2 separate regions of the Homo sapiens genome follow, and region 1 is linked to region 2. Evidence: read pairs that join two places in POLR2A ChIA-PET (ENCODE). Cell type or tissue: PC-3. All regions are shown on one strand.

What was found. ChIA-PET counts read pairs that join two places held together with the same protein. Peaks named below come from ENCODE experiments on the same cell type or tissue, not always from the same donor. Only the 100,000 strongest peaks of a DNase experiment are listed, where the experiment ranks them.
Region 1: POLR2A ChIA-PET joins it to region 2 with 5 read pairs; 3 of 35 experiments call an interaction of 5 or more read pairs at or near these places.

Annotation. Positions count from the first base shown.
Region 1 is chr4:56,957,834-56,962,833 of GRCh38, reverse strand. No RefSeq gene overlaps it. Among named protein-coding and RNA genes, the nearest start is that of NOA1, 17 kb to the left of the region's middle. In PC-3, a CTCF peak has its summit at 2,393 (motif pointing right); DNase peaks (open chromatin) are centred at 2,393 and 4,493; H3K4me3 peaks cover 711 bases.
Region 2 is chr4:56,494,113-56,499,112 of GRCh38, reverse strand. It overlaps SRP72 (signal recognition particle 72), which reads right to left. Exons shown (of 19, transcript NM_006947.4): 17 at 3,719-3,756. Among named protein-coding and RNA genes, the nearest start is that of ARL9, 9.2 kb to the left of the region's middle. In PC-3, no CTCF peak of the experiment used is centred here; no DNase peak of the experiment used is centred here; H3K27ac peaks cover 459 bases.

The DNA of each region.
Region 1 (5,000 bases), 460 kb before region 2:
TTTTTTTGAGACAGGGTCTTGCTCTGTCACCCAGGCTGAAGTACAGTGGTGCAATCTCGGCTCACTGCAAATTCCACCTCCTGGATTCAAGCAATTCTCATGCCTCAGCTTCCTGAGTAGCTAGGATAACAGGTATGCACCACCACCCCTGGCTAATTTTTGTATTTTTAGTAGAGACAAGTTCTCACCATGTTGTCCACCCACCTCGGTCTCCTAAAGTTCTGGGATTACAAGTGTGAGCCACCATGCCCCGCCTCACTACTGTTTTTTATATTGAGACCAGATGTCATTTCTCTTATTTGGAGTTAGCAGTCAGTATATGAAAAAATGGCAGGAAAATTAATTTCTCCAAAATTCATTGGCTTAAATAAGATAGAAGTGAGTAGGTGGCTCTGCTCCAAGGATCCAGCTGGTGGAACATTCCATGGCCATCTGTAGGTCTAAGGTGGCTGCCCAAGTTGTCATCCTTTTCCAGCAAGGGTAAAAAGGGGGAAAGTATGGAGAGCAAGCAACTTCCCTATTTAAAAGAAGGGAAGAAAAGCTGGATGTTGCACACATCAGTTTACATAGTCCACAGGTCAAGTCACATGGCCACACCCACCCATAAGGAAGCTGGGAAATGGAGGAGGAAATGGGAACCATTTGGGGTTTTTATTAAGGAAAAATGGGGAGAATGGATACTAGAGAACAAGTAGAAATTTACCTTACACAATTTGACAATGCCTGAAAATCTTAGATAAAAAAGGATTCAAGGCCAGATGTAGTGGCTCACACCTGTAATCCCAGCACTTTGGGAAGCCAAGGCAGGAGAATCGCTTGAGGCCAGGAGTTCAAGATCAGCCTGGTCAACATAGTGAGACCCCATCTCTATTATTTTTTTTAATAAAAATGAATTGTCGGCTGGACACAGTGGCTCAACGCCTGTAATCCCAGCACTCTGGGAGGCCAAGGCAAGTGGATCACCTGAGGTCAGGAGTTAGAGACTAGCCTGGACAACATGGTGAAACCCCATCTCTACTAAAAACACAAAAATTAGCCAGGCGTGGTGGGCACCTGTAATCCCAGCTACTCGGGAGGCTGAGGCAGGAGAATTGCACGAACCCAGGAGAAGGAAGTTGCAGTGAGCCGAGATCACACCACTGCACTCCAGCCTGGGCAACAAGAGCAAAACTTCATCCCAAAAAAACTAAATAAATAAAGATTTTTAAAAAGCTATGTATTTCTAGCAACTGAGGTCTATTCTGCAACTGAGAGGACACTTTAACCATTTTATTTACATTTCATCTTTATATGACTGAATAACATTACATCAATCAGAAGTCTTTATTGGCCAGGAGCAGTGGCTCATGCCTGTAATCCCAACATTTTGGGATGCCAAGGCAGGAGGATTGCTTGAGTTTAGGAGTTCAAGACCAGCCTGGGCAACACAGCAAGACCTCATCTCTACTAAAACCCAAAAAAATTAGCCAGGTGTGGCGCTGTGTGCCTGTAATCTCAGCTACTGGAGAGGCTGAGTCAGGAGGATCACTTGAGCCTGGGATATGGAGGCTGCAGTGAGCTATGATCACATTACTGCACTCCAGCCTGGGCAACAGAGCGAGACCCTGTCTGAAAAAAGGAAAAAAGAAAAAGTCTACACCTTTTGTTATTCCTAGCTGAGTAAGTAGTACCACAGCTGTGTCATGAAGAATTGGCAAGTCAAGTCCCAGATCCTAATGTTGAAATAAATGCTGGTAAGATAAGCTAGGCTGAAACGCAGTTAGAGCCATGAAATTCCTGAGAGGACCATGTTCTGTCCCAACATATGGGAGCCCCCATGTATTTCACACTCTCCTGTCTTCTCCCCACTCCTCAGTCCTCTTCTAAGTCCTCTTAGATTAAATATAATGGAGAATTTTTTAAGATGATGCAACTTGTTGTAGACCTTTCATAGTGTTTCAAAGTGAGTACTACTGGTATCTTGGGCAAGGTGGTTCTTTCTTTATATATAAAACTGCATTTCAGCCGGGCGCGGTGGCTCACGCCTGTAATCCCAGCACTTTGGAAGACCGAGGCGGGCGGATCATGAGATCAGGAGATTGAGACCATCCTGGCCAACAAGGTGAAACCCCGTCTCTACTAAAAATACAAAAATTAGCTGACTGCGCTGGCGCGTGCCTGTAGTCCCAGCTACTCCGGAGACTGGGGCAGGAAAATCCCTGGAACCTGGTAGGCGGAAGCTGCAGTGAGCCAAGATCGCGCCACTGCAGTCCAGCCTGGGCAACAGAGCAAGACTCCGTCTCAAAAAAAAACAAAAAAACTGCATTTCATTATGTCTGGTATCTCTCATCCCAGACACTAAATGCAGTAGCAACTCCCTCTGCTGTCAGTCCTGGTGACAACTGGAAAGTGCCCCCAACATCATATTACCTCTAGAGGGCGGCAGCTTCCCAAATGGAGAAAATTGATTGGCAGTTGATTTCTAGTTTTTATTTTGGAGGGAATGAAATACCATTTATTTTATAAGTTAAAATTGTGTCTGGGTGCGGTGGCTCACACCTGTAATCCAACACTTTGGGAGGCCAAGGTGGGTGGATCACCTGAGGTCGGGAGTTCGAGAGCAGCCTGACCAACATGGAGAAACCCCATCTCTACTAAAAAAAAAATACAAAATTAGCCAGGTGTGGTGGCACATGCCTGTAATCCCAGCTACTTGGGAGGCTGAGGCAGGAGAATCGCTTGAACCCGGGAGGCAGAGGTTGCGATGAGCTAAGACCGTGCCATTGCACTCCAGCCTGGGCACAAGAGCAAAACTCCATCTCAAAAAAAAAAAAAAAAATTATGGTCATTATATTTCTACCTATGGTTGAAAACAGGAGTTCACAGTTCAGAGCTTAGGCCAGGATATTTAGGTAGAATTAAAACAAAAAACAGGCAGGAAAGAAAGCCAGCAAAGGGTGAACTGGGCCTTTGTGGAGAAACAATCTAAAAACTGACTACTATCACCCTGACAACTTAAGAAAATGTATTTCAGAAAACAGGGCTCACACCCATAATCCAAACACTTTGGGAGGCCAAGGCAGGAGGATCCCTTGAAGCCAGGCATTCAAGACCAGCCCTGGCAACATAGTTAAGACCCTGTCTCTACAAAAAAAAAAATTTAATTTAGCTGGGCATGGTGACACCCACCTGTAGTCTCAGCTATTCAGGAGGCTGAGGTGGGAAGATCCCTTGAGCCTGGGAGGTTGAGGCTGCAGTAAGCCATGATTGCACCACTGCACTCCAGCCTGGGTGACAGAGCAAGACTCCATCTCAAAAAAAAAAAAAGCAGGAAAGAAAGCCAGCAAAAAGAGTGAGAAAGATGCTCTATGCCTAGAATTAGTTGAGGACTTCTACTGGGATCTGGTATTAATTTATTCCATATTGTGCCTCCAATTTAATGCAGCCTAGGATCACTGCTAGGATCAAGTGTTTCCTAGTAGATTTTCCTTTAAGAAAGTTCCATTACTGTATTGGTGCAGTAGTGCATTGCTTAGCAACAGGGATGTGTTCTAAGAAATGCATCGTTAGGCAATTTCATCTTTGGACAAACATCATAAAGTGTATTTACACAAACCTAGATGGTATAGCCTACTCTACACCTAGGCTGTATGGTATAGCCTATGGCTCCTAGGCTACAAACCTGTACAACATGTTGCTGTACTGAATTCTGTAGGCAATTGTAACACAAATCATTAGGCAATAGGTATTTTCTGACTCCATTATAATTTTACCAGACTACGGCTGTATATGTGGCCCATTGCTGACCAAGAAGTCATTATGCGATACATGACTGTACTTCTTTATCCATTAATCTGAATATAACGACATCTTTTGAATCAGTAGTCACTTACACTATGACAGGGTACAAGAATTAGTGGGCTCTTCTGGCCAGGAACGGGAGGAGAAATTAAGGGCAAAGTACCAACTCCTCACTTCCACAGATCACAGAGGTGGTTAGGGGTTGCTAGAAAACAATGAAGCAAGTTTATTCTAGATTGTTTACCTGGCTCTGCAGCACTGTGGTGTTGAGCATGTCACCTCTTTTGTATTCATGACACCCAAAAGAAGTAAAATAAATTCCATCAAAGTACTTTTTGACTTTTATGTGATATTAGGTTCAAAGTTTTATTTTAAAAAGTTACACGTAATCCCTCTGCTTTTCCCCCCTCTAATTAAACTAAAATAACAACATCTTCTTCAAAGTTACTAAGACAAATTAAAGTTGTAATATGTTTTGTATCTTTAATCACCATAAATGCCAAGCTGTGCCGATCACTAAGTCTTTACTGTATAGTTCCCCAGAGTCTAGTTTATTTAACTTGAGACACTCACTTCCCATAACAACCAAGGAGAAGCGGAGTAGAGATGCAATCTTGTGTGCCTGTGTCTCTAGTGTTCAGACTCTTCTTGCACAATGGACATAGGCTGGTTTCCTGCAGCTGACTAACATGGAGGAGCTCCAGCTGTGTCAGCCATGACAGAGTTGTTATTGCTTCACTGAGTAAGCACCCAGCGCGCAAGCTGAGGCGGGCTGTTTCATAGACGGGCTCGGATCATTTACCCTGGCTTCCCTCCCACTTGGCTCTGTGTCGTGGAGCATTAGAATCATTTCCATTCTTTCTCAGCTGTTCCATTTTCTTTTGGCCACTTTCCTCCTCCCAGGGGGATTGTTTTCTCTCAATTGTCAAAGAGTAATGCTTAAACATTAAAAACAAGATTTCAGACTCGTGAATCAAATCGATGACACCTCTGCCTGCTCTGAATGTCTCTCTGTCATATTATCTGCCCCCATTAAGACCTTGTCGTGAGAGGGGAATGGTTCAAGATAGGTTTTTTTGTTTTTTGTTTTGTTGTTGTTGTTTTATTTTTTCAGAGACAGGGTCTCACTCGGCTGCCCAGGCTGGAGTGTAGTGGTGTAATCACAGCTCAACGCAGCCTTGACCTCCTGGGCTCAAGTGATACTCCCGCCTCAGCCACCC
Region 2 (5,000 bases):
TGGTGTTATTTCTGAGGCCTCTATTCTGTTCCATTGGTCTACAGATCTGTTTTGGTACCCGTACCATTCTGTTTTGGTTACTGTAGCCTTGTAACAATAGTTTGAAGTCAGGTAGCATGATGCGTCCAGCTTTGTTCTCTGCTTAGGACTGTCTTGGCTATATGGGTTCTTTTTTGGTTCCATATGAAATTTAAAGTAGTTTTTTTCTAATTCTGTGAAGAAAGTCAATGGCAGCTTGATGGAGATAGCATTGAATCTATAAATTACTTTAGGCAGTATGGCCATTTTCACGATATTGATTCTTCCTATCCATGAGCATGGAATGTTCTTCCATTTGTGTCCTCTCTCATTTCCTTGAGCAGTGGTTTGTAGTTCTCCTTGAAGAGGTCCTTCACATCCCTTGTTAGTTGTATGCCTAGGTATTTTATTCTTTTGTAGCAATTGTGAACGGGAGTTCACTCATGATTTGGCTCTCTGCTTGTCTACTATTGGTGTACAGGAAAGCTTGTGATTTTTGCACATTGATTTTGTGTCCTGAGACTTTGCTGAAGTTGCTTATCAGCTTAAGGAGATTTTGGGCTGAGACGATGGGGTTTTCTAAATATACAATCATGTCATCTGCAAACAGAGACAACCTGACTTCCTTTTTGTTTGAATATCCTTTATTTCTTTCTCTTGCCTGATTGCCCTGGCCAGAACTTCCAACATTATGTTGAATGGGAGTGGTGAGAGAGGGCATCCTTGTCTTGTGCCGGTTTTCAAAGGGAATGCTTCCAGCTTTTGCTCATTCAGTATGATATTGGCTGTGGGCTTGTCATAAATAGTTATTATTATTTTGAGATACATTCCATCAATACGTAGTTTATTGAGAGTTTTTAGCATGAAGGGGTGTTGAATTTTATTGAAGGGGGAAAAGGCCTCATTTCTCAGCATGACAAAAAAATTCAGAGACCATAAAGAAAAAAACTTCACAGATACATCTATAAAAAAATGTTAAAATCTTCATTTAGTAAAAAATATATTTCTAAGAAAAAATTTAAAATACAAACTATATAATAGAGGAGTGGAAAAAAATCCTTAATATAGAAAGAATTCTTGCTGATCACTATGTAAACCACTCAAAGAAAAATGGACTCAGTTATAATTAAGGTAGGCTAGGAGAAAGGAAAGTCATTCATCTTCTGAACAGATGTTCACCCTCACTAATTAAAAATGAGAAGGGTAAAAAACTCTATCAGACTTGCAGTAATACCCAGTGTTGGTGAAATGGTGAGAAGCACTCACCAACACTATACTAGGGGAAGTGTATACTGGTATAGCCTTTGTGGAAAGCAATTTAATCTGGCAGTACCATTAGAAATTTATAGACTTCTAGAAATTTATCCTGCAGAAACCCAAGAGATACAAAGTTAAGAACAGAATATTCTCGGTGATACTCCTTTTCTTTTTTTTTAAAGATGGATAGGGCAAGGTATGGGTGGGCTGATATTCTTTAAGATGGCAAAATAACTTAAATATCTATCAATGAAGATGATTACATTATAATATGCCCAAACTATAGCAAGCTATTCAATTGGTTAAAAACTGAAGTGCAGGCCGGGCGCAGTGGCTCACGCCTGTAATCCCAGCACTTTGGGAGGCCGAGGTGGGCAGATCACGAGGTGAGGAGATCGAGACCATCCTAGCTAACATGGTGAAACCCCGTCTCTACTAAAAATACAAAAAATTAGCTGGGCGTGGTGGGGTACGCCTGCAGTCCCAGCTACTTGGGAGGCTGAGGCAGGAGAATGGCATGAACCTGGGAGGTGGAGCTTGCAGTGAGCCGAGATAGCGCCACTGCACTCCAGCCTGGGCAACAGAGCAAGACGCGGTCTCAAAAAAAAAAAAATAAATAAATAAAATAAAATAAAAAATAAATAAAGTGAAGTGCATCTATTAATTTGGAAAAATGTTCTTCACAATTCAGTCTAAAGTAGAAGATTAAAACAAACAAATTATATTATGTTCAAAACAATTTTATAAAAACTTTGAGTACCTAATGATACGTTTGATTCTGTATATACATATAAACACACATAAAAAAGTTAAGTAATTGTCTCTGGGAGCATGCTTTTTTTTGGGGGCAGGGAGAGGGTCTCACTCTGTCACCAGGCTGGAGTGCCGTGACGCAATCTCAACTCACTGCAACCTTGGCCTCCCGGGTTCAGGCGATTCTCCTGCCTCAGCCTCCCAAGTAGCTGGGATTACAGGCACGCATGAGTACTGCTCGGCTAATTTTTATATTTGTACTAGAGATGGGGTTTCACCAGGTTGGCCAGGCTGGTCTCGAACTCCTGACCTCAAATGATCCACCCACCTTGGCCTCCCAAAGTGCTGGGATTACAGGCGTGAGCCACCATGCCCAGCCGGGAGCATGAATTTTGGGCAGGGAATTTTACACTCTTTAGGCCACTCTATAATGATAGATAACAACTACCTTTGTTTTTAGAATGAGCATATATCACTTGTAAATTTAAAAAAATATTCATCTGGAAACTATAAAAATAGAAAAGAAAGTAAAATTTTAGGTTATTACCACCTACAGTCATCAGCTGTTTCCTTGCAGTATTACTAATGCACAAAACAAATATTAAATGTTTGCCAATTTTCAAGTACTGTGACAAAAGAACCAATAAGACTTCCAGTTAAAGATAGTGAAATGGATACAAACATTAGCTTGTGTACCTTCCTCAAACTCCACTAAAATGGTAATAAAACACATTAAAGGAAGACAGAAGAAAAGATATTGTCAATAAAATTTTGGTAGCTGGAAAACAGATGGAGGAGTAATAATAAACTGAGCTAAGCCTTGGGAAACCTGTATCCTAAGACGGCAGAGAGCAAAATCAAGAAATAACCTGATTTATATGATAGATTCCTCAAAACCTCAGGAACTTGGGTGGCTCCAAGGATAACATCTGACTAGGTAAAATCAAGCACGGTAATGCCACCCAATTTTTCCAGAGATTAAAGCCACACTCCAAGCCAATCAATGCACATTATTTCCCTGGTTAATAATTCAAGGCTGGACACTGACCTGCTTGGCCCAATCAGATTAATGAGAAATACTTGCCAAGTCTGGAGAGGGCTTCTTTGTTGTGATGGATATAAATGACAAGTATGTGGCCCTGACTGTTTACAATATACATCATATGACTCTAATGGGATTCTGTTTTGTGGAGAGCAGAACAAAGAGGTAAAAATACTGAGTCAACCAACCTTGATGCTAACATTCCTCTAGACTGCCAACTTTATAAACAGTAAATTTTCTTAAGCTAGTTTGATGGAATTTTGTAGTTATGTGTAGCAGAAACATCAAAATGTGTAAGTGCTTACTTTTGTGCCAGGCACCACTCTAAGAACTTTACATGTAGTATCTAATACTACAAGATATATACTATCATATTCCATTTTACATATGAAAAACTCTGGCAGGTATATTAAATAGCCTGTCCACAGTCACAGAGTAAAAGAGGGAGCAACGATTTGAATTTAGGCAAACTAGTGAATTGCGATCTTTAAAGTAATAGAATAAAATTAAATGTTAGCTATAGTCAAGATAAAAAGTTTTCAAAGATACAAGGGAGGGCAGTATATTTATGTCCAAATATTTCTATATAGGGCTAAAATCAAACATTTATTTTGGAGAAAATTTATAAAGACTTTTTTAATGCCTTACCCTTCTTTTTCTTTTTCTTCTTTTTCAAATCTCCCTGTCTACAAAGAGAAAAAAAAATCATTACCATCTTTGTGATAAAATATTTATAGAGCATTAAGTAAGTGCTCTATAAGAGTTAGTTGGGCACTTATCATAAACATGGTTTAAGACTTGGTATCAGCTTACCAAAGCTAACAAATTAGTTAAGATTTGATTCAGGTTAAAGTCAATTAAGCTTCAGATACTATAATTTTTGGAAAGTAGTTTAGAAAACAGAGGTGACAATTCGAAAACAGATTCTGTTTACACTGAAAAAAGTTTTTCAGTGGCACACATTAAGTCTATGTAAAAAGTAATTTGCACAAGCATGACTACCTAGAATCCCTTGGTAAGTTACTCTATGTTTGGCAAGACTTTAGAGAATAAATTTTTTGCCAGAAGAACATGTGTAGGTAAGATACATGCAAAGAATATCTCTGGAAGGAGATTCAAAACAAGTTACGTTGGTTATGGCCCTGGGAGGGAGGTGGGTAGACACGGATGGAAGACTTTTTACTTACTCTTACACTTTTTTATCTTTTGTATTTTAAACCTGTGAGTTTATTAATTTTTTTATGTAAGTAAAATCTATATTAAGTACATTGACCAAAAAAGGCACTAAAAAGGGCATAAAAATTAACACTTCAAAATAATTGTCAAGCATTCTGAAAGTGGCTGGGAACAGTGGCTCACGTCTGTAATCCCAGCACGATGGGAGGCCAAGGCAGGTGGATCACCTGAGGTCAGGAGTTCCAGACCAGCCTGGACAACATAGTAAAACCCCGTCTCTACTAAAAATACAAAAATTAGTTGGGTGTGGCAGTGCGTGCCTGTAATCTCAGCTACTTGGGAGGCTGAGGCAGGAGAATCACTTGAACCAGGGAGGCAGAGGCTGCAGTGAGCGAGATTGCGCCACTGCACTCCAGCCTGAGCGATGGAGCAAGACTCCGTCTCAAAAAAAAAAAAAAAGCATTCTGAAAGCTCTAGTGAAAAGAGAAAAACATAAAAATACATCTCTCTATATATTCTTATGTGATATAACTCGAGAAATATGAAACAGTGAACTAAAAAGATGAGACAACAATTCCTACCAAAAATTCATTCTACAAGTCATTCAATTGTGAACGTTCTCTCAGGATACCCCAAATAAGAAATGCAACATACTGTATCTTACTTGAGTGTTTCATCTCTTACCCAGTGTGCAATAGTATTCTAAATTGTCTCCCTACAAATTATACTCCACAGCCATACTAAAATTTCCCAA